Linked DNA regions of Homo sapiens: regions 1 and 2 are each linked to region 3. The links are chromatin loops, found by intact Hi-C in ENCODE. Cell type or tissue: GM12878. All regions are shown on one strand. Each heading gives the region's core, and the rest is flanking DNA. Links, peaks and the distances in the headings are about the cores only.

What was found. Peaks named below come from ENCODE experiments on the same cell type or tissue, not always from the same donor. Only the 100,000 strongest peaks of a DNase experiment are listed, where the experiment ranks them.
Region 1: it touches region 3 in a loop (1.9-fold over the local background); 1 of 110 quality-filtered maps calls a loop at or near these places.
Region 2: it touches region 3 in a loop (3-fold over the local background); 1 of 110 quality-filtered maps calls a loop at or near these places.

The regions. Positions count from the first base shown.
Region 1 is chr10:80,963,113-80,969,750 of GRCh38, forward strand. No RefSeq gene overlaps it. Among named protein-coding and RNA genes, the nearest start is that of LINC02655, 320 kb to the left of the region's middle. In GM12878, for the core only: no CTCF peak of the experiment used is centred there; DNase peaks (open chromatin) are centred at 1,989, 2,379, 3,429 and 3,739; H3K27ac peaks cover 410 bases.
Region 2 is chr10:80,455,426-80,462,063 of GRCh38, forward strand. The region is part of intron 1 of TSPAN14 (tetraspanin 14); the gene reads left to right. Among named protein-coding and RNA genes, the nearest start is that of TSPAN14, 4.4 kb to the left of the region's middle. RefSeq lists enhancers at 2,718-2,797, 5,681-5,760. In GM12878, for the core only: a CTCF peak has its summit at 3,728; a DNase peak (open chromatin) is centred at 3,756; H3K4me3 peaks cover 3,375 bases; H3K27ac peaks cover 3,423 bases.
Region 3 is chr10:81,104,909-81,111,546 of GRCh38, forward strand. No RefSeq gene overlaps it. Among named protein-coding and RNA genes, the nearest start is that of LINC02655, 460 kb to the left of the region's middle. RefSeq lists an enhancer at 3,998-4,077. In GM12878, for the core only: no CTCF peak of the experiment used is centred there; DNase peaks (open chromatin) are centred at 3,893 and 4,153; H3K27ac peaks cover 456 bases.

The DNA.
Region 1 (6,638 bases), core at 1,248-5,247, 140 kb before region 3:
ATAATGGTGAAAAAACTGTCATAGTAATTATAAGCAGGAAATATTTATTGATATGAAAACCACACTCAATATATATCTAAATAAAAATATTAAGCTACAACAGTAAACATTTAGTCACTCTGTGTCTTAGTCCTTTTTGTGCTGCTATAACAGAATGCCAGGGACTGAGTAATTTATAAAAAAGAAAATGTGTTTCTCACTGTTCTGGAGGCTGGGAAGTTCAATATCAAGCTGTAGCATCTGGCGAGGACCTTCTTGCTGCATCATTCCATGGCAGAAGGCAAGAGGATGAGAAAGGGTGACAGTGAGAGAAAGAGAGAGCAAGCAAGAGAGGACCAAACTTGCTTTTATCAAGAAGCCACTCCCATGATAACTAACTCCTCCAATAGTGGCATTAATTCATTCATAAGGGCAGAGCCGTCATGACTTAATCACTTCTTAAAGGTTCCCCTCTCAACACTATTGCATTGAGAATTAAATTTCTAACACATAAACTTTGGGGGACCCATTTAAACCATAGCACCCTAAAATTCATGTATACCTATCACAGGGGAGAAAAGGTTTCTTTTCTTTCAAGACTGAAAGACCTATGATAAAAAACAGATAACAAGCAAAAAGGAAACAAATTTATTTTATATAAGTTTTATGTGACACAGGAGTCTTTAGAAATGAAGACCCAGTGGCTCATGCCTGTAATGATTACAGTGGCTCATGCCTGTAATCACAGAACTTTGGGAAGCTGAGGCAGGAAGATTGCTTGAGCCCAGGAGTTTGAGATCAGCCTGGGCAACATGGTGAAATTCAATCTCTACAAAACATACAAAAAATTAGCTGGGCATGGTGGTGTGTACCTGTCCTCCCAGCTACCTGGGAGGCTGAAGTGGGAGGATTCCTTGAGCTTCGGAGGGTGAAGCTGCTGTGAGCCGTGATTGCACCACTGCACTCCAGCCTAGGTGACAGAGTGAGACCCTGTCTCAAAAAAAAGAAAAAAGAAAAAGAGAAACAAAGACCCCCCAAAACAGGAAAAACTGTATTTTTGTGAACAGTTGCACAGAAGTATAACTGGAGGAAAAAAAAGAGTATGATGTAAATGGTAATAAATTGGGGCCGGGGGACTTAGCAAGGCCTGTTTGTTCAGATTCTTTCCTGTGTGCCTGTGCTACATTCCTTTCCTCTGGGTACAGACAGGACCTCTCTGGAATGAGGGTCTTATGAACTATTTTAGAGGAAGGCCAGTGAATTATTTTATGGGCTGCTTCAGGGGAGAAGGGTGGGAGAAGGTCAGAGAGACCTTCCTGCTTCTGCTATTTTCTCAAATGTCAAGGTGCTATCCTTTGGGGTAGTCTGTGATCCCCATCAATATAAATAACTCTGGAAAGCCATTTGACAATATGTGAACACTGATTATTTCTTAGTAGTGACATACTTGGAAGTTGTATTTTTCTGGCCTACTTGATTTCTACACGTTAAAAAAATAAAATGAATATTATTTTGACATAAGACAAATAATTATAGATATTTAGATATATGTGTATATAAAATATTAATATTCACTATCTCTTAAAAATCAATGTAGCTATTAGGTCTGTGATTTCTTGTATCTTCTATTACAAGCTTTCATTAATATTTAAATTAGATAATATTTAAATTTAAATGGCATACTCTGGGTTTAATTTCAGCTTTAAAAATTCCTAGCTATTTTTAAATTAGTCTCTTTAAATATTTTTTTTTCTGAGCCTTTGTTTGCTTATCTGCATAATCCGAGGATTAAATTGAAAACAAACATGCAAACCCTTTGGCAATTTTGTAGATTCTTTACAAATGATAGTTGCTAATGTTATAAAGTTGTATGAGAGCATCATGTTCAATGACGGTTGAAAACATTGCATAAAATTGAAAAATAATACAAAGATGCTGCTGAAATTAATTATTCATCACACAACTAGTCATATTCAGAAAGCATGCCTGCTCCACTGATTCCCTCTGTCAGCCTTCTGGCAACACTTAAATGGCTTTAACTACCTCATGGAAAGGTTGTTTCACTTCAGTTTTCATGCTCAGCAGTGTTTAAAACAGTTTGTTTAACATAACAGAGGATCAATTAATTTTATCTGAATTAAGCTTTATTAATCATTGTTTTCATCTAAAATAAATATTTTCAAGGTTATCATAATTTTTTCTTGTCTTTGTGAAATGAAACATTTAATTTGGTTCTCTATGAGGGGGAAATGTAAAGAGGATTAAAACAGTACTGGAATGAGCGCCTTAAAAAACTCACTAAACAAATTTGGTTGGCTCTCTGTTCCTCTTTCCTTTTGTTTCCTTTTTGATAATGCTTCTGTGAAACTGAAATCGCTTTCATCTAGGAACAGTTTCCTGGGTCTTTTTATGATCTGGGTATAGTTAGACAATCAGAGTTGAAATTTTAGAATTCATGTCTTCTTGGTGTTTGCCTTCTTTTAGAGGACACTTAAAGTTTTGAAAATTATTCCTGGATTTAAGAAGCCCTGAGTGCCTTTGATAAGAGATGGTGACTTTCAAGTGCTAATTGACACACTTGGTTTATCACAGGATGCCAAGATCACCAGATGAGACACCCAAAGAGAGACATCAAAATCTCTCCCCTTCAAAGGAGCTCCCATACAGTTTGTTGGGAGTGCAAATTGGTGCAACTTATCTGGAGAACAATTTGCCAGTTATTTATCAAAATTATAAACGCACCTACACTTTGAACCAGCAACCTCCCTACTTAGAATATATACTGTGGATATACAAACATAAATTATCCAGAATATAAGTACATGGATATTCTTTAAAGTATTTTTTTGTAATCACCAAAACATTAGACAGAACTGTCCAACATATTGTGATAATGAAGGTAAAATATCTTTATTCTTAGGAATTGCATGCTGAAGAATTTAGGGAGAAGAGAAATATGACAAAAATGCTAACTGTGTTGAATCTAGATGATGAACACATGGGTGTTTATTGTACTATATCTGTTTTTCTCTATGTTGAACATTTTCATAAAATGTTTAAAAAAATAGTTCATTGATAAGATATTGGACAAATAAATTATAAAATGGTAAATATGTGGTTGTCAAATATGTAACAAAATAAATAATAAGTATATTTTTCAGTGAAAATGGTAAATGGCAGAAAACTAATCATCCCATGTAGAGTATCTGAAGAATTACTTTAGAATAAGGCTCTGGAGCTATGATGGAATAGCCTGCAGAAGGCAGATACTCCTACTGAGAACAATTAAAAAGCTGGATAGGATACAAAAAAAAGTGCTTGAAGGCATCAGAGAGTTACTGAAGCGACTAGGATTTGAGGGTACAAGAGCTCAGAGAGAAGAAAACCTTTAAGAAGATAACATCTGTAACTGCTTTTTATCCTCAGGGCGTTTGACTATTCTTGGTATTGAGCAAATAGTTGAGTAGCCTGGTGTAGAGCCAGGAAGATGTTTGCAGCTAAGAGAGAGAGAAGCCAGCAGAGTCTGGCAATTTCATGGAATGGGAGGGACAAAAATTAAAGTTTGGGGATATGAATGTCAGAGGTGTTTGAACCAGAGCACTCCATCTTGAATAGGGGCTGGGTAAAACAAGACTGAGACCTACTGAGCTGCAGTCCCAGGAGGTTAGGTGTTCTTAGCCACAGGATGAGATAGGAGGTTGGCACAAGACACAGGTCACAAAGACCTTGCTGATAAAACAGGATGTGGTAAAGAAACTGGCCAAAACACACCAAAATCAAGATGGCAATGAAAGTGACTTCTGGTCGTCCTGGCTGCTCATTATATGCTAATTATAATGTATTAGCAGGCTAAAAGACACACCTACCAGTGCCATGACAGTTTACAAATGCCATGGAAATGTGGGGAAGTTACCCTATATAGTCTAAAAAGGGGAGGAATCCTCATTTCTTGAAATTGCCCACCCCTTTCCCAGAAAACTCATGAATAATCCACCACTTGTTTAGCATGTAATCAAGAAATAACTATAAGTAGACTCAGTTCAGCAGCCCATGCCGCTGCTCTGCCTACGGGGTAGTCATTTTTTGTTTCTTAACTTTCTGAATAAACTTGCTTTCATTTTGTTACAGGGAAGGGGCCCCAATCCAGACCCCAAGAGAGGGTTCTTGGATCACACGCAACAAAGAATCTAGGGCAAGTCTGTAAAGTGAAAGCAAGTTTATTAAGAAAGTAAAGAAATAAAAGAATGGCTACTCCATAGAGCAGCCCTGAGGGCTGCTGTTTGCCCATTTTTATGGTTATTTCTTGATGATATGCTAAACAAGGGGTGGATTATTTATGTCTTCCCTTTTTAGACCATATAGGATAACTTCTTGATGTTGCCATGGCGTCTGGAAACTGTCATGGCGCTGGTGGGAGCGTGGCAGTGAGGGCAACCAGAGGTCACTCTCGTGGCCATCTTGGTTTTTTGGGTTTGGGCTGGCTTCTTTACTGCAACCTATTTTATTTGCAAGGTCTTTATGACCTGTATCTTGTGCTGACCTGTCTCATCCTGTGACTTAGAATGCCTTAACTGCCTGGGAATGCAGCCCAGTAGGTTTCAGCCTCATTTTACCCAGCTCCTATTTAAGATAGAGTTGCTCTGGTTCAAATGCCTCTGAGAACTTTACTGTGTGGACTTACCCCAGATTCTTTCTTGCAAGGTCCAAGAACCCTCTCTTGGGGTCTGGATTGGGACCCCTTTCTGGTAACATGAATACAGCCAGAATATGGGGCGAAGGCAAGATCCTGGTGAAAAGAGAGGCATAGAAAATTAAGACCAGCGGCCAGTTTTGTCCTTCAGGCATTTGCCAAATTCCTAAATGCAAAGTTTAAAAGTAAGCAGAATGCTCATGGAAGTCAGAGTGGCGTCTTTCGCCACTGAAAGACTTTTACCATTTCATAGTGCCAAGAAGACAAAAATTACACTTCAGAATCCACTAAAAGGAGGGCCTTTGTAAAACCACTCAGACAGCTACAGGCTAGGGGTAGAAGTGAACCAGAGAAAATAAAACTTTATAAAAACTGTAACTCAAATTAAGTCAGCTCAGTCCCTAATTGGATGCAGATGACATGCCCACGCTTTGTGTACCAGAGGTAGAGGGAAGCTCATTTAGGGGACGATAATACCTCTGGGTACTCTGTATTTTATCATATAAAATGTCCAACAATCCATCAAAAATTAATAGGTATTCCCATAATTAGTTCTAAGAGGGGGAAAAAAGACAATAGGAAAAAACCATGGATGATCTAGATTTTGGAGTTATAAAACATATAGTTAAAGTAGCTGTAATCAATAGTTTCAAGAAAGTAAAGTGAAGAATTTCATTAAAGAAGTGAAAATTTAATTATTGAAAAATGAAATATTTAAAATTCAGTAGATGAGTTTAATTACATTGCACATAGCAGAAAATAAGATAAATATACTGGTCAGTGGAAATGTTCTGGCTGAAGCACAGAAAGATAAAAAGATAGAAAATACACAAAAAAGGTTAAGAGACATCTAAGATATGGTGAGAAAGTCTGACGTGAATTGAAATTCTAAGGGTGAAGGAAAGTGATGCCAGGGCAAAAGCAATATTTAGGAAACAATGGCTGAGTCTTTCCTAAAAATGTAAAAGGAAGGAAATCTTGCTACAGATTGAAGAATCTTTATAACTCCAAGCATGAAAAGTATTAATACTAAGAAAAAAAATACTTCAGCACATTATAATAAAATTGTTTAAAACCATGGACAAAGAGAAATTCTGAAAAACTTCTAGAGAAAAAGAAGACATTACCTGAAAAAGAATATCCATAAGACAGAGCTATTTTCTCAAAAGAAATGGATGAAATTAGAACTCAATGGAAATAGACCTTTAAAACAAACAGCACAAACACACACACACACACACACAAAACAGAAAACCAGCCACTGACCTAGAATTCTGAATGTACCAATAATATTCTTCAAAAGATAAGGCATATTAAAGAATTTCTATGCAAACAAAAATTAGCTAAATTAAAATTGCCAACATTTATCCACTAAAAGAGATACTAACATAGAAAGTAAATAATCCTGGAGATAAAATAAACATGAAAATGAAGGAAGAGCAATGGAGTCAATCACTGAATAAATATAAATAAACTGATGATTTTATAATAATTATGTATCCTAAGATTTAAAACATAGAATTAAAATGCATAAAAACAAAAACACAAAGTGGAAGAAGGAATAAGACTCAAGTGTTTGAAGATCTGGGAATTGGTAAGCATGAGTACTAATTTTATATTAAGTTGTAGTAAGAGAAAAATGCCCAATGTAATCTGTCCAGAGCCTCCGAAAGAACAATAACAACAACAAAAATGTTTAAAATACACGTACAGGGGAAAATAAAATAATAAAAATAATTGTTTAACCAAAAAGGGGTAAGAAATGAGGAAAAAAGAAATATAAAAGCTGAGGAAAACAGTGCTAAAAAGAAGAAATAGAATGATGACAAATATAAATATATCAACAATTATGATAAATTCATCAATTAATAGACTAAGCTTGACAGACTGAATAAAAGGCAAAATCCACAACATGCTGCTTATGGGGAACATACCTTGTGTATAAAAATACAGAAGGATTAAAAGTAAA
Region 2 (6,638 bases), core at 1,754-5,753, 650 kb before region 3:
TTGGCAGTGGTCTGCTCTCCAGGGGATCTTCCTCCCTTCCGAGAGGGAGTTGCTCTTGGGCTAGTGAGAGAGTGGCCTGCCAAATCCTCAAAAGTAGCCTTCCCCTTGCCCCTTGACCTTGAAGTCCAGAAGCAGTTAGTGCCTGCTGAGTGCTCCGGCCACCCTTCTCTATTTGTGAAGGGAAACCTGGGGACAGGCCATCGGAGCACCCCTATGTCCTTGCCACATTTCAGCTAGCCGAGTGGTTGGTGGGGGCGGCCGTCTTTCCAGGGATCTTCCTGGGCCCTGGCACCCCCAGAATGAAGCCCAGACTCCACCATAATGGCCCTGTATGCCCTTCTATCCCCTTAGCTGCTGGTGTGATCATAGCCTCAAATTGCTGGGCTCAAGTGATCCTCCCACCTCAGCCTCCCAAAGCACAGGGATTACAGGTGTGAGCCACCACGCGCAGTCTGATCCCACTCCGATCCCTAACGTTATAGTGACAGGCCCTGGAAACCCAGGGCCACCAGATGTATTTTCCCTTTCCTTCTCATTGTGTTGCACCCCAACTTCAGTTGGAGACTCTGGATATATCCATCCCCACATCTCTGAACTCCACTGCTTGGGCCACCTAATGTCATCCTCAGTTTAGTTAACAAAGCATGGTTGAGATTTCTGTGGGGTGCGAGGCATTGTTGCAGGCACTATTCCAAGTCTGGAAAGTCCCTCACCAGCTATGAACTTGGTGTGGTCTTAGAACCCAGGCTGGACATGGCATAGGTGCTCAGTAGTGTTTATTGATCTGAGCTTGATCTCAGCGTAGCAGGATCATTTAGGGAGACGGGGTTGTGGGGGGGGTCTGAGCCCATGGGTGCTTCTGAAGGTTTGTGGCTGCCCCAGGAAGAAAGGGCATGGAGCTGCAGAATGGTTGGCTGCCCAGGGAATTGTCCCCTTCACCAGCTGGGCAGCTGTGCTAGTCTCTGAGGACTGGTGAAGGTCCTTCTCATGTAGGAAGTGGCAGTATGAAGTGGGAGAGGAGATGGCTCTGCCCTGAAGGTTGTGGCGGCAGTGAAGTGAAGTTCCCATGGAGGCCGGGGAGCAGGAAAGCCCTGGGTTCTGGAACTATTTCCTGAGGCCTCACTCTATGCCACCATGTGCTCAGGAATTTGACCCATTTAACTTCAACTGAGGTAGAATTCCTTTTAGCAGTGCCTGCAAAGTGGCATTGTGCCAGGCCTGGGAAACCTTTGCTGGCTTAAAATTTAGTGAAGGACAAGATTATTTCATAGTGATACTAATGTGAGTTTATTGAGACTTACACCCTAGAAGTTTGACTTGTAATAACTCATTTAATCCTTGAAAACAGCTGTGATGGCTGGGCGTGATGGCTCATGCCTGTAATCCCAGCACTTTGGGAGGCCGAGGTGGGTGGATCACCTGAGGTCAGGAGTTCAAGACCAGCCTGACCAACACGGTGAAACCCTGTCTCTACGAAAAATACAAAATTAGCTGGGCGTGGTGGCACATGCCTATAATCCCAGCTACTTGGGAGGCTGAGGCAGGAGAATTGCTTCAATCTGGGAGGTGGAGGTTGCAGTGAGCTGAGATCGCGCCGTTGCACTCCAGCCTGGGCAACAAGAATGAAACTCCATCTCAAAAAACAAAAAACAAAAAGCAAAACAACCGTGATGTCAACAGCTCCATTTTACAGATGAGGAAACTGTGGTCCCGAGAGGTCACAGAGTAACTTGCTTGAAGTCTCAATATGAGCTGGGTTTTCTCATTTCTTTTTTTTTGATACTGAGTCTCACTCTATTGCCCAGGCTGGAGTGCAGTGGCGTGATCTCGGCTCACTGCAACCTCCGCCTCCTGGGTTCAAGTGATTCTTCTCCTGCCTCAGCCTCCCAAGTAGCTTGGACTACAGGTGTGCACCACCACACCCAGCTAATTTTTGTATTTTTAGTAGAGATGGGGTTTCACCATGTTGGCCAGGCTGGTCTTGAACTCCTGACCTCAAGTGATCCGCCCGCCTCGGCCTCCCAAAGTGCTGGGATTACAGGCGTGAGCCACTGTGCCGGACCAGGTTTTCTCATTTCTAATTTAGACAATATGTTCCTCTCAGAGGTGATTAAAATGGATTCATATACCAAACAAGCCTGGCCCACAGTGGAACTAATGAATGTTTTCAGTGAAGGTGCCCTTGTATCCCTGCCTCTGAACACATCTCATCTGTCCAGCACAGCCTGGGCACATAGCAGGTACCCCGGAACCCCCGCTGATTGGTGATGGAGCTTCTGTCTCCCTAAGGCCAGGGAATGGGAAGACCAGCACTACCACATGCAGAAGATTGGGGAGTCACTGCTTGTGTCTGTCTGGACAGATCACGGTTTGCTGTGGTAACAGCAATCCCCAGGTCTCAGAGGCTTAAAGCAACAGAGGTTTATTTCTTGTTCACACTGCATGTTCATCACTTATCTGCTTTATGTTGTCCTCACTGGGGGGACCCATAGTGATTAGTGGGAACACCCCTGGTGGCTTGGACAGAGGGACAGAGAACATGATGATCCCTGTGTCCTGCCACTGAGTCCTGGTGGCCTTTAAGATGCCTATGGGAAGGGGATTAGGTTCCTGCTGCCTGTCTCTGCCCTGCCGTGTCAGTCCTTGGATATCTTGCATGTTCCATCCGCTACCTGGATGTGGCCTGTAGGGGCAGCCACCTTTCCTAGAAGCAGGAGCAGGTAGCGATACCCAGGCAGGCCTGGTCCTCCCCACTTTTGTGGGACTCGGGGATTGAGCTTGCAGGCATAGGGGTGTAGAAAGCAGTGGTAGCGAGGTGACTGAAGGTGGACTCCCACTGGGGATGGGATTGAGTGTGGGGCTAGATCCCTGGTCTGTAGAAGGGAGTAGGAACCCTGTTAGTTAAATTTTCCCCCTCAGGCCACGTTAGTAGGATTTTGAAGAGTCAGCCACACTGTGGCTCTTGATTTTGTGCCTGGTCACCTGCTTGGTCTCTGGTGATTTCCCTCGGGGCCAGCAGACACTGTTGGAGGTGGTGAGGCCTCAGGTTCTTCTGCTTCATGGTTAACTCACTCTGCTTAGGCATATTTCCACCTTTTCCAGGGCCTCCGTTTTTCTGCCAGTGGATTGAGAGGTGGTGGTGGTCTCCAGCAGTGGTCTCACTCTTGGCAGGCTATCAGAGTACCCAGGGAGCTGCGTAGAATGAAGTTTTGAGAGTCTTTGGTCTAGGTGAATGCCAGCGTTTCAGTTTGCTTATCTTCCATTATAGTAGTGTCCTCTGTAACTGTGAATCAGGGAGGTTATTCATAATATCTCCACATCCATTTTCTCCCTTAATTGCGTATGCTTTTGATTTAGACAGGGCAAGTAGCCATTTTGGTGGAGCGCAGGCCCTGGCAGGGGGGCAGTGTCCAGTGCCGCTCTCAATTAAACGTGAAGATGTGAAGATGAATAACACTGTCCAGCTTGCAGAGTGGACGGTGGTGAGGCAAGCTTTCAAGTTGCACCTACTTTCTAGTTGAGTGACCTACACAAGTCTTTGATTTTTTTTTTTTTTCTTCCTGGAAAAAAAAAGTTGTCTACTTTTCTCATCTGTAAAGTGAGAAGAATCAAGTCTGCCTTTTCTGTCTCACGGGGTTGCAGTGAAGCATTAGTACCCTGAGAAGCAAGATCCAAAGCCCCTGAGTTAGGCCTGACACTGGTGTGAGACAGCTGCCATCTCTGGCGGCACTCAGCAAGTGTTCACCAGCAGCTGATTCTGGGAACCTCACTTCCTCCGCCCTTGGGCTTGGTGGGGTTGGGTAGGGTTGGGTGGGGCTGTGGTTTTCTTTTAGGAGGCAGCAGGCCAGGCCTGGAGACCAGAGCTTAAGTGGGCCTGGGCAGGCTGGGGTTGAAACTCTTCACCCCTTGCGGTCTGTACTGCCTCCCAACTGAGCAGCCAGGGAGAAGGCCTAGAGCCTGTGCCTTTCAGCTAGATAGCTGGAGGAACTGGCTCCTCCCTCCTTAGGCTGTGCTGGCCTGAGCTGGGAGCCTGAGAGCTGGGGCAGTTGTCTCTAAAGTGGCTTCTGGGATTCTGGTAAGAGGTGAGCTCCTGGTGCTGCCTCAGAGTCTTTGTGTTTCCTGGCATTTGGGAGAGCTGGAGTTGGGCTGTCCTGCATGGGTAAGGTTTGGGGAGGGACTGGAACAAGGGGCTAGTGAACCTTCTCTGGGTTTTTCCTGCCTGACTATGCGTTGACAGTCCCAGCTGTTGGGCCTGTGCTCCTGTACACTGCACGGCCTTGAGAGGAGTTCGGAGCCCTAACATCCAGGAGAGAGGCCCCACAGCAGTGGAAGGAAATGGGCCTCTCCCGAATCTCTTGTTTGTACCCCGAGGTCTGAGTGGTGATCCTGGGGATGCTATGGGACTCTCAGCAGTAGGAGTGTGTCTGTCCCCAGTCTGGGTGCCCACCAGCTGTGCTGAGGGTCCTCTCCTGTGTCCCTGGGCCAGGCAGACAGGGTCTTTTTCTGGGGCTTGTTAGGGGAGGTCAGCCACAGCCCCAGACCAAGTAATTTACACACCCTGAGTGAGGGGTGGGAGCAGTGGGTCCAGGAAGACTTAGGGAGCTGGTGAAAGAAAAACTTAATTCTGACACTTGTTAAACTGGTAAGGTAGACTGTATCAGGACTATTACGATAGATGTAGGAATTATCGCAATGGATTTTGCAGTAGAGGGGAGAGAGTGGGCCAACTCCAAATACAACAAAGAAAAGTGGGAACTTATAGCCAAGGAGCGGAGTGTGGGGGCTCCTGAAAATTTCTAAGAGGGTAGGGAAATTTTTACTAAACTTAGCTAACTGAATTCTTGCTGCAGGCAGGCCAGGGTGATCAGGTTTTACCTGGGAGATAGTACAGGATGAGAAATACGTTCAGATATCCAGGGTGATTAGATATTGAGGTTGGGGGATTCTGGTTAACAGGAGTTTTGCTAAAACTAGGCTCTTAGAGAGAATGGAGTTAGGAACCCTAGGTCAGGACCAGATGAGTAGAGGGCTCAGAGGAATAAAGTTTGGTGAGGGACAGAATCTCTGTCAGTATCCCGTGGTTGGCAGTGTCCTGTCCATTCTTCTTGCACTGGCCTGTCCCTCAGGAGACAGGTGTGAGTGGTCCTGAGCTTGGGCCAGTGTAAGAGTAGGGGACAGGTTTCTCTCCTTGTAGGTGTCCCTTCTTGTAAGTGTCACTCTCTTTTTTTCCAGAAACCTTGGTCCTTTTCAGCATCTGCTGGCCCCTTGTCCCTTGGCTCCCTTGCTCTTGGCCTGCTGGATTTCCCCTCTGCACCCAGGAAATCGCATGGACCTGGGTCCTTGTTTCCCTACAGCCCACCAATTTTGCTGCTTTTTTCTGCCCCCTGAAGCTGAGCTCCTGCTGCAATTTGTGTTCCCTGCTCTCCCTGTCCTGGGCAAACCAGTCTGACAACTTTGTGGTTCTCGCTCCCGCCTCCATCAGCCTGGGGATTGACTGTCCCATTTGTCTGAGCTGGGCAGAGGGAGGTGCTGTGGGGGATCTCTTCCTCTTGCCTGGACTGCACACTCCTGCTGCCTTCTAGCCGGAGCTCCTGGGCATTTTGCCTATGGGAGCTTCACCAGCTTCCTTCTGTCTGAGGCCTACAAGTCCCTGCCTCCAGCCTACCTTGTTCCTCCTCCATGAGTGAGGCTCCTCCTTTTCTCTCTGGCCCTCCTGTCTACTTGATCAGACTCTGCCTCTCTTGAGGGCCGGCTCCCTCCAGCCTACCCTGCACAGGTGACCCTGTTTGGCCTGCCTCCTTTTCTTGAGGCTGATCTTGTCTCAACAGTCAGCTTTTCAGGAACCAGGCCCTTGCTGTTGTAAGGAAAACCTGTCGGCTGTGGATGGGGCCTTCCCTCCTTCCTAAAGGCTCTGTAGCCAGCTTCCACCCTTGCAGTGGAACAGTGGTGGTGCCAGAACCCTGCTCTCTGCAGCCATCCTGCCTACCACAGTCATTGTGTTTTGTAACTCTAGTAGCTTCTTGTGAAATACAAGTGATGGTATAAACGTGGATAGGTTTTTGAGGGGGGCATGCCAAAATCAGAGTTGGTGGTAGTGGTGGGGGATTCATTCCCAAGGGCTCTGGGGTGCTAAGTGTGTGAGCAAAGAGGAACAAGTGGCATGTGCCCAGGATGGGGTGGGGCGGGCAGGTTTAGTTGAGGGCTCCTCTGGTGTAGGGTAGCCCTGACGCTCCCCTCCATGGCATGACTGATGAGGTGGCAAAGGCAGGTGCCAGGATTTGGTGTGTTGAAGATTAGTGCCTGGGTTGGGCTCTGCTCACTCCTGCAGAAAGACGGTTGGAGAGGGGCTGGTCTTGGTTTCACAGAGGATTGTGGGATTACAGGCAAGACCTGCTGAGGGCTTGCACTGAGCCACCGAGAGGAGCAGAAAGAGATACGAGGGCTTCAGGTGCCAGTATGGTTCTCACTGTTGTGAGATCTCATTTGTGCCTTTTTTTTTTTTCCTTCAGACAGGGTCTCACTCTGTTGCCCAGGCTGGAGTGCAGTGGCCCTATCACAGCTCACTGAGGCCTCCACCTTCCTGGCTCAAGTGATCCTCCCGCCTCAGCCTCCTGAGTAGCAGGGACCACAGGCATGCA
Region 3 (6,638 bases), core at 1,734-5,733:
TAAAGACAGCTCAGGGGAAATGAGAGCAGCTCACTCTAGCCCTACAGTCTCAGTGCTCGGCACACTGAGAGCAACGTTCAGTTTATGTGGCCATAGTGCCTATAGTCTGTGAAAGCCTCAGCGTGGAGTCTGTGTCTTGTTTATCAATGTTTTTTCTGGTTTCCAGCCTCACATATAGCAACTGCTATTAGTCAACAAATGTTTGCCAAGATAATAAATTAACAGATGAATGACTGTCTCCAAGTTCAATTTTCTCCTAAAGGTAGAAAGAACTTTGTTGGTGAACTTCGAAATTGTTCTAGTTATGGCACTGTAATATGATGCAAGGGTCTTCATTCCATCCCTATACTTGTACCTAATGAAGAACGCAGGAGCAATTTTTTAAGCTGGCCATCATTGCAATTTTTTTCATTTAAAAATATGCATAGTAATGGGAAACACACCAAACAGTCCTAAAACAGTTATTGTAGGGACACTGTGTCAGGCTGACTTTACTCAAAAGCATATTTCTCTCTTCCTTCTGTGCATGTAAAACACATCTCATCTTTGACCATATGTTTCCAGCCCTCACTTTCTTCTTTTCTCTTGCTTTGCCCTTCTCCAGCTTAAAATATTTTCCAAACTATTTTTTAAATTCTGATTTTTCACTTTTCATTTTTCTTATCTTCAGTAAATGTTATTGCTTCAGGAAAGACATCCTGGTAGATTTTGATAAACTCTATACCTCAAGACTTAACTCCCCTAAATGTCCCACTTCCCATCCCCAATGATAACAGACAGACAGACATACACACACACACACACACACACACACACACACACACATGCACGCATGCGCACACAGCTGTTACTGCCTTCATGAGAAGTCATAAGAGCATCTATCCTAAATTCATTGAGTTGTACTAAGAAAGGGCCTGCTTAATCAAAGAAAGGTATTATATATTTGCAACCTACAATCTAATAATCAATCTAATAATAGCAGTACTTCCCTTTGGGCATGATGGTTGCAGGGGTGGGAGAGCTTCACTGGCTGTTGTACACATAGATTCTCAGAGCTCATAAAAGAAATTATTTTAGTCGTATAATAATTTAATATGATTAATATTATACTTTTAAATATCTTACTTTTTCCTTTATAGAAACATATTTCTTAGAAATGGTAGACTTCATCAATTCCCTTTTTATAGAGGTGAGGAACTGAGTCTCAGAGAAGTTAAGTGAATTGCCCAAAGAATAAACAAATAAGTGGCCAAGATAAGACTTGGACTCAGAGTTTCTAACTCCAAAAGCCACATTCTTACAAGCAATTTCTATTGGACTTTAAGTTTACAAACCACTCTCATATAATCAACTAATTCAATTCTTACAATATTGTATTCAGTTGACATTTTCTACATTTTACTAAGAGAATCTACCAAAAGCTCCTCAGAGTTGGAGCCAGGACATATCCCATGTTGCTTGTCTCTAAATCTCTGAATTTTTAACTGTCACTGCTGAACTTTCTGTCCATCATATGTCCCTGAGAAATAGTGATGAAAAGAAATAAAAGTAACTGTGAGATTTTATTTTCTTAAAGTCAAAATTGTCAATGACAGAAAGATTCTTGTATTGTTTTAATTGCAGCTTCTCAGACCCTCAGATGACAGGTAGCATCAGACAGTTTGACTACTAACCATAGTTATCAGGGAAAGATGTTCTTGAAAGATGTGTTTGTTATGAACTAAATTGTATCTGCCCTAAAATTCATATGTTGAAGTCCTAAGCCCCGGTGCTTCAGAAGGTGACAATATTTGGAGATAGGATCTTAAAGAGGTAATTAAGATAAAATGAGGTCATTGGGTTGGGCATTAGTCCAATAAGATTTGTGTCCTATAAGAATAGGAAATTTGTAAGCAAATTAACACAGAGGCAGGAAATCAAATATCATATGTTTTTACTTATAAGGGGGAGCTAAACATTGAGTACTCATGGACATACAAATGGCAACAACAGACACTGTGGACTGCTAGAAGGGGGAGGGAGAGGAAGAGGTAGGGGTTGAAACACCAACTATTGGGTACTATACTCACTACCTGGGTGATGATGGGATCTGTCCTACCCCAAACCTCAGCAACATGCAATACAGACGTGTAACAAACCTGGACATGTATCCCCAGAATCTAAATAAAAGTTGAAATTCTAAAAAATGTTTTGAAAAAAGAATAGGAAATTTGGACACAGACATGTACAGAGGAAAGACCCCAAGGTATAGGGAGAAGATGGCCAACTGTATGCCAGGGAGACAGGCCTGGAACAGATCTTTCCTTCATGACCCTCAGAAGGGACCAACCCTGCTGAAACCTTGATCTTGGATTTCTGGATTCCAGAGCTATGAGAAAATAAATTACTGTTTTTTAAGCCATCTAGTTCCTAGGACTTTGTTATGGGAGCCCTAGCAATCTACTACAGTATTCATAAATAATTAATTAAACAAAGTCAAACATGGCTTTGTAAGTCTTGGCAAAATAGTACACTATCTTTGAAATGACAAGGAGAATTTCAGGATGAACATGCCTCCAGAAATTACAATTAAAGAAAATTTTCCTAGGGGTGGGAGGAAACTTTTGGAGCTGATGGAGGTCTATGACACAGATTCTGGTGATGGTTTCACCAGTTTATACTTATCTGCAAACTCATCAAATTGTATCCATTAAATGGGTTCTCCTTTTGATATGTTAATTATACATCAATAAAATGGCTTAAATACGCACACACACACACACACACGAATATTATTCAACTTCTCACAGTACGGGATACCAGGATATTGGTAATGTGATCAGTGTTACAGAGATGTCCAGCATTCAAACTTTGAGATTCTATAAGGCTTTGGTTAGATTATAGGGGTAACCTCTCTTCTAGGCTTAAGGAAGCTGACAGCTAGTGCTTGCTTACAAAGGTTTTATGGTAAGCAAGGATAGTGTGAGGTGATAGCAGAAAGCTAATTTTTAAAGTTATCCTTCATTTTTCTTCCATTTTCTGAGCATTTCATTATCTACCTTTTTCACTGTTAATTTATAAGCAGGACACCAGCAGCTTTCCTTTTCTATTGCCGCTAGGTGGCCTGATACAAGTTAGCAGTAATATTTGGAGAATGGCATATCCATCTGCAGTATAAAGTCAATTACTATCACGCCTGTAATCCCAGCACTTTGGGAGGCCAAGGCGGGTGGAGCAGAAGGTCAGGAGTTCAAGACCAGCCTGGCCAATATGGTGAAACCCCATCTCTAATAAAAAAATACATTAAAAAATTAGCTGGGCATGGTGGCGCACACGTGTAATCCCAGCTACTTGGGAGGCTGAGGCAGGAGAATCTCTTGAACTCGGGAGGCGGAGGTTGCAGTGAGCTGAGATCACACCACTGCACTCCAGCCTGGGCGACAGAGTGAGACTCCATCTCAAAAAAAACAACAAAAAACAATTACTAGAAACTGGCTTTTGTAACGCCAAGGAATTTTCCGTCATTCTTCTAGTATAAGGAAGCTCTTTTGGAAATGCAGTGGTAAGAAAGTCCATATGAAATTCATGAGTTTTGAGAGCTGCAAGGGGTGTTAATTCATCCAGTCCAATAACTTTGAACCATGGATGTACGTCATAATCATCCATGAAATTGTTTAAAGTCAAATATACCTGAATGTCCCTTGTTCCATGGGCCCAGGGTGAGCCTTGAGCATTTAGGGTTATGAAAATTGCCACAGGCGATTCTGATGTTCACTCTTGAAGAACCAGGACAACTTCCTCATTTACAGGCCTCACAATGACTCAGGGCTGTCTGGGCTGGAGCAGGCTTGGAGGCAGTTCTGAGTTCCAGCCACCTCCTTTCTGCTGCATCATAATCTCTTAGTGTTCTTTCAGTGTGTTTTGCTGTCCTCACTCTCCCCATCACCACAGCTTTCTCCTAGATTTAAATTTGACTTTGGCAAGAGAGGAGATCAGAAAAATATCACAAAACCTTATCAGATGAATGCTGAGCAATCAGAAAGCAAACATTTACCTCCTTCTCATCTTCATTACCCCCGGTGACCATAATTTCTATTTCATCACCAGCCTGGCTGGGCAGGCCCCTAATTAAATAGTTAGCTTCATCAGCTGCAGGCTTTGAGATAACAGTAGGCACAATAAACAATAGAATGTGACTCAGCTAGGTAGTTGTAGCTAATGAATGACAATCATATACAGAGTTTCAAGTGCACATTTCAGGGGATGCATTCAGTTAGAATATTATTAGTAGAATTGCTAACAGTACTAACCAGAACACTGAGACCTTATCTTTCCTATAATGGAGCCCTCCTCTAGTTTGGAGACCTGATGCAATCAGTCAAGCTTGCTTGCTCTTCTGCTTCCTTTGTGTTCAATACCAATTATAAGAAATATGGTATATAGGGGACCATACGTCTGTTTGCAGGTCTTAAGTATGTAAATTGGATTGTTTATATCTAGGTCTTCTGGAGAAAGACTTTGCTTATGTATTCAATTTATTTTCATTGCTTAGCAGTACTTAGTAAAAAGGCTTTTCAATGACCTCGGAGGCAGGATGGTCCAATCTAGTGGAAAGATCATTTCAGTAGGATCTGAAGACTCAGATTTTAGTTTCAGCTCTGCAAGAAAGAGGAAGGCACGAGTTCTGTTTCTCAAATGCAATAAGTTACTTATAAGGTTTGATCGATGGGTCATTGTGAGATAAGATAATCCATTCAAAAATACTTTGGGGATGACGCACTGTTGTGAAAATATGATGCTATTCTGGTCCAGTTCCATGGACTCATTGATATAGTCATTAAAAATAACACGATTAGCTTTCCAAGGCAATTTTCGGATTTTAATTTGTTTTTTTGAAATATAATATGATGGTAATTTTCTAAGTTTGGAATTGCTGTCTCTTCTATAGAAAATAATTGAAACTGAAAATATAATATAAATGTAATTAGATTTAAATGTCGCTAATATTTTTGGTTCTATTCTGTTGTGCCACTGGGGCAAGTGCCTATCTACTTGCTATGCCTGTAGCATCTTCATGTTTACGAAACAATTAACGTTTCCTAGAACCATTTGGAAAATGTTACGGTATCTTTACTTTGCTCAGCATAAACAGGGAGGCAGAAAGAAGCTCAAAACTATGGAAACTCAAGGGGCGGTGGCTTACCATACTCAGTAGAACCGTATTTATCCATGTTTTCCCCCCAGATCTCCCAATTTATTAGATTCCCACATTAGGAGGAATCATCCCTTCCAAACTGAAACTTTGTTTGTGGAGAAATGTCTTGGGATTGATTACAAAGGGAGAATTATCAAATAAATATTCCACTTTTATGTTATTGTTTTGACTGGAATATAATTGTAAGGTCTTAGAGACACAGAGCAAATATATTATTCATTTGTACATTAATTTTTAAAGGAAAACATTTTAGTCTGATTATGAATACTACAAGCAGCATAATACTAGACAATAAAGAAATGTATAAAGATGCTGGCTAAATCACCCATAATTCTGCTTTCAAGAGTTAATACCATTTGGTGTGCCCCTTAAGACTTCTTCCTTCTCATGTTCACTTAGAAAAAAATATATATCTTTGTGTATGGTTTATAAACAGTGGGATGCTATTACATGCTGTTTTGCAAGACATTATTTTCATTTGATGGAATACCTTTTATTGTTTTCGAGTAAATGCGCCTGTGCATCATCATTTTTCATGGCTTTAGTTTCTTTCCTTTTATGGACTGGCCATCATTTAATTTTCCAAACACTTTTATGAGCCCTGAAAGTTGTTTCCAATTTTTTATTGTTATAAACAATGCTAAACTTTAAGCACTGTTATTTAATGTGAAAAACAGGGCTCAGGCTGTCTGCTGTACAGGCTTTACGTAGGGAGTATACAAAATAATGTTTGCAGAAACCATGATAACATATATTCATATAAGACGGCGTGGTGGCTCATGCCTGTAATCCTAGCACTTTGGGAGGCCAAGGCAGGTGGATTGCCGGAGCTCAGGAGTTCGAGACCAGCCTGGTCAACACAGTGAAACCACGTCTCTACTAAAATACAAAAAATTAGCCAGGCATGGTGGTGTGCACCTGTAGTTCCAGCTACTCAGGAGGCCAAGGCAGGAAAATCACTTGAACCCGGGAGGCGGAAGTTGCAGCAAGTCGAGATTGCGCCACTGTACTCCAGCCTGGGCAACAGAGCAAGACTCTGTCTCAAAAAAAAAAAAAAAAAAAAAAAAAAAAGACTTTCATGTTATCTAGGTTTTCAAATATGTTATCATATTGTCGGAAATTCACAAATTTGTAATTTAAAAATTTTACATCTGTATATATGGTATTCTCTGTCCTAATACTTGTGGTCTATTTTTATTACATTTGTCTGAGATTACTAGGCCAATCATTCAACAAACACGCATAGATGATTTTTCCTGTGTTGGTCACAGTGCTACGCTACGGATACAATGGTTAGCAAGGCAGACATAGTCTGTGTTCTAATGGAGACACACTTCCATTCATGTGGCAGACACAGAATTTAAAAGGACTGTGTATTAGTTTGTTCTCATGCTGCTAATAAAGACATACCTGAGACTGGGTAATTTATAAAGGAAAGAGGTTT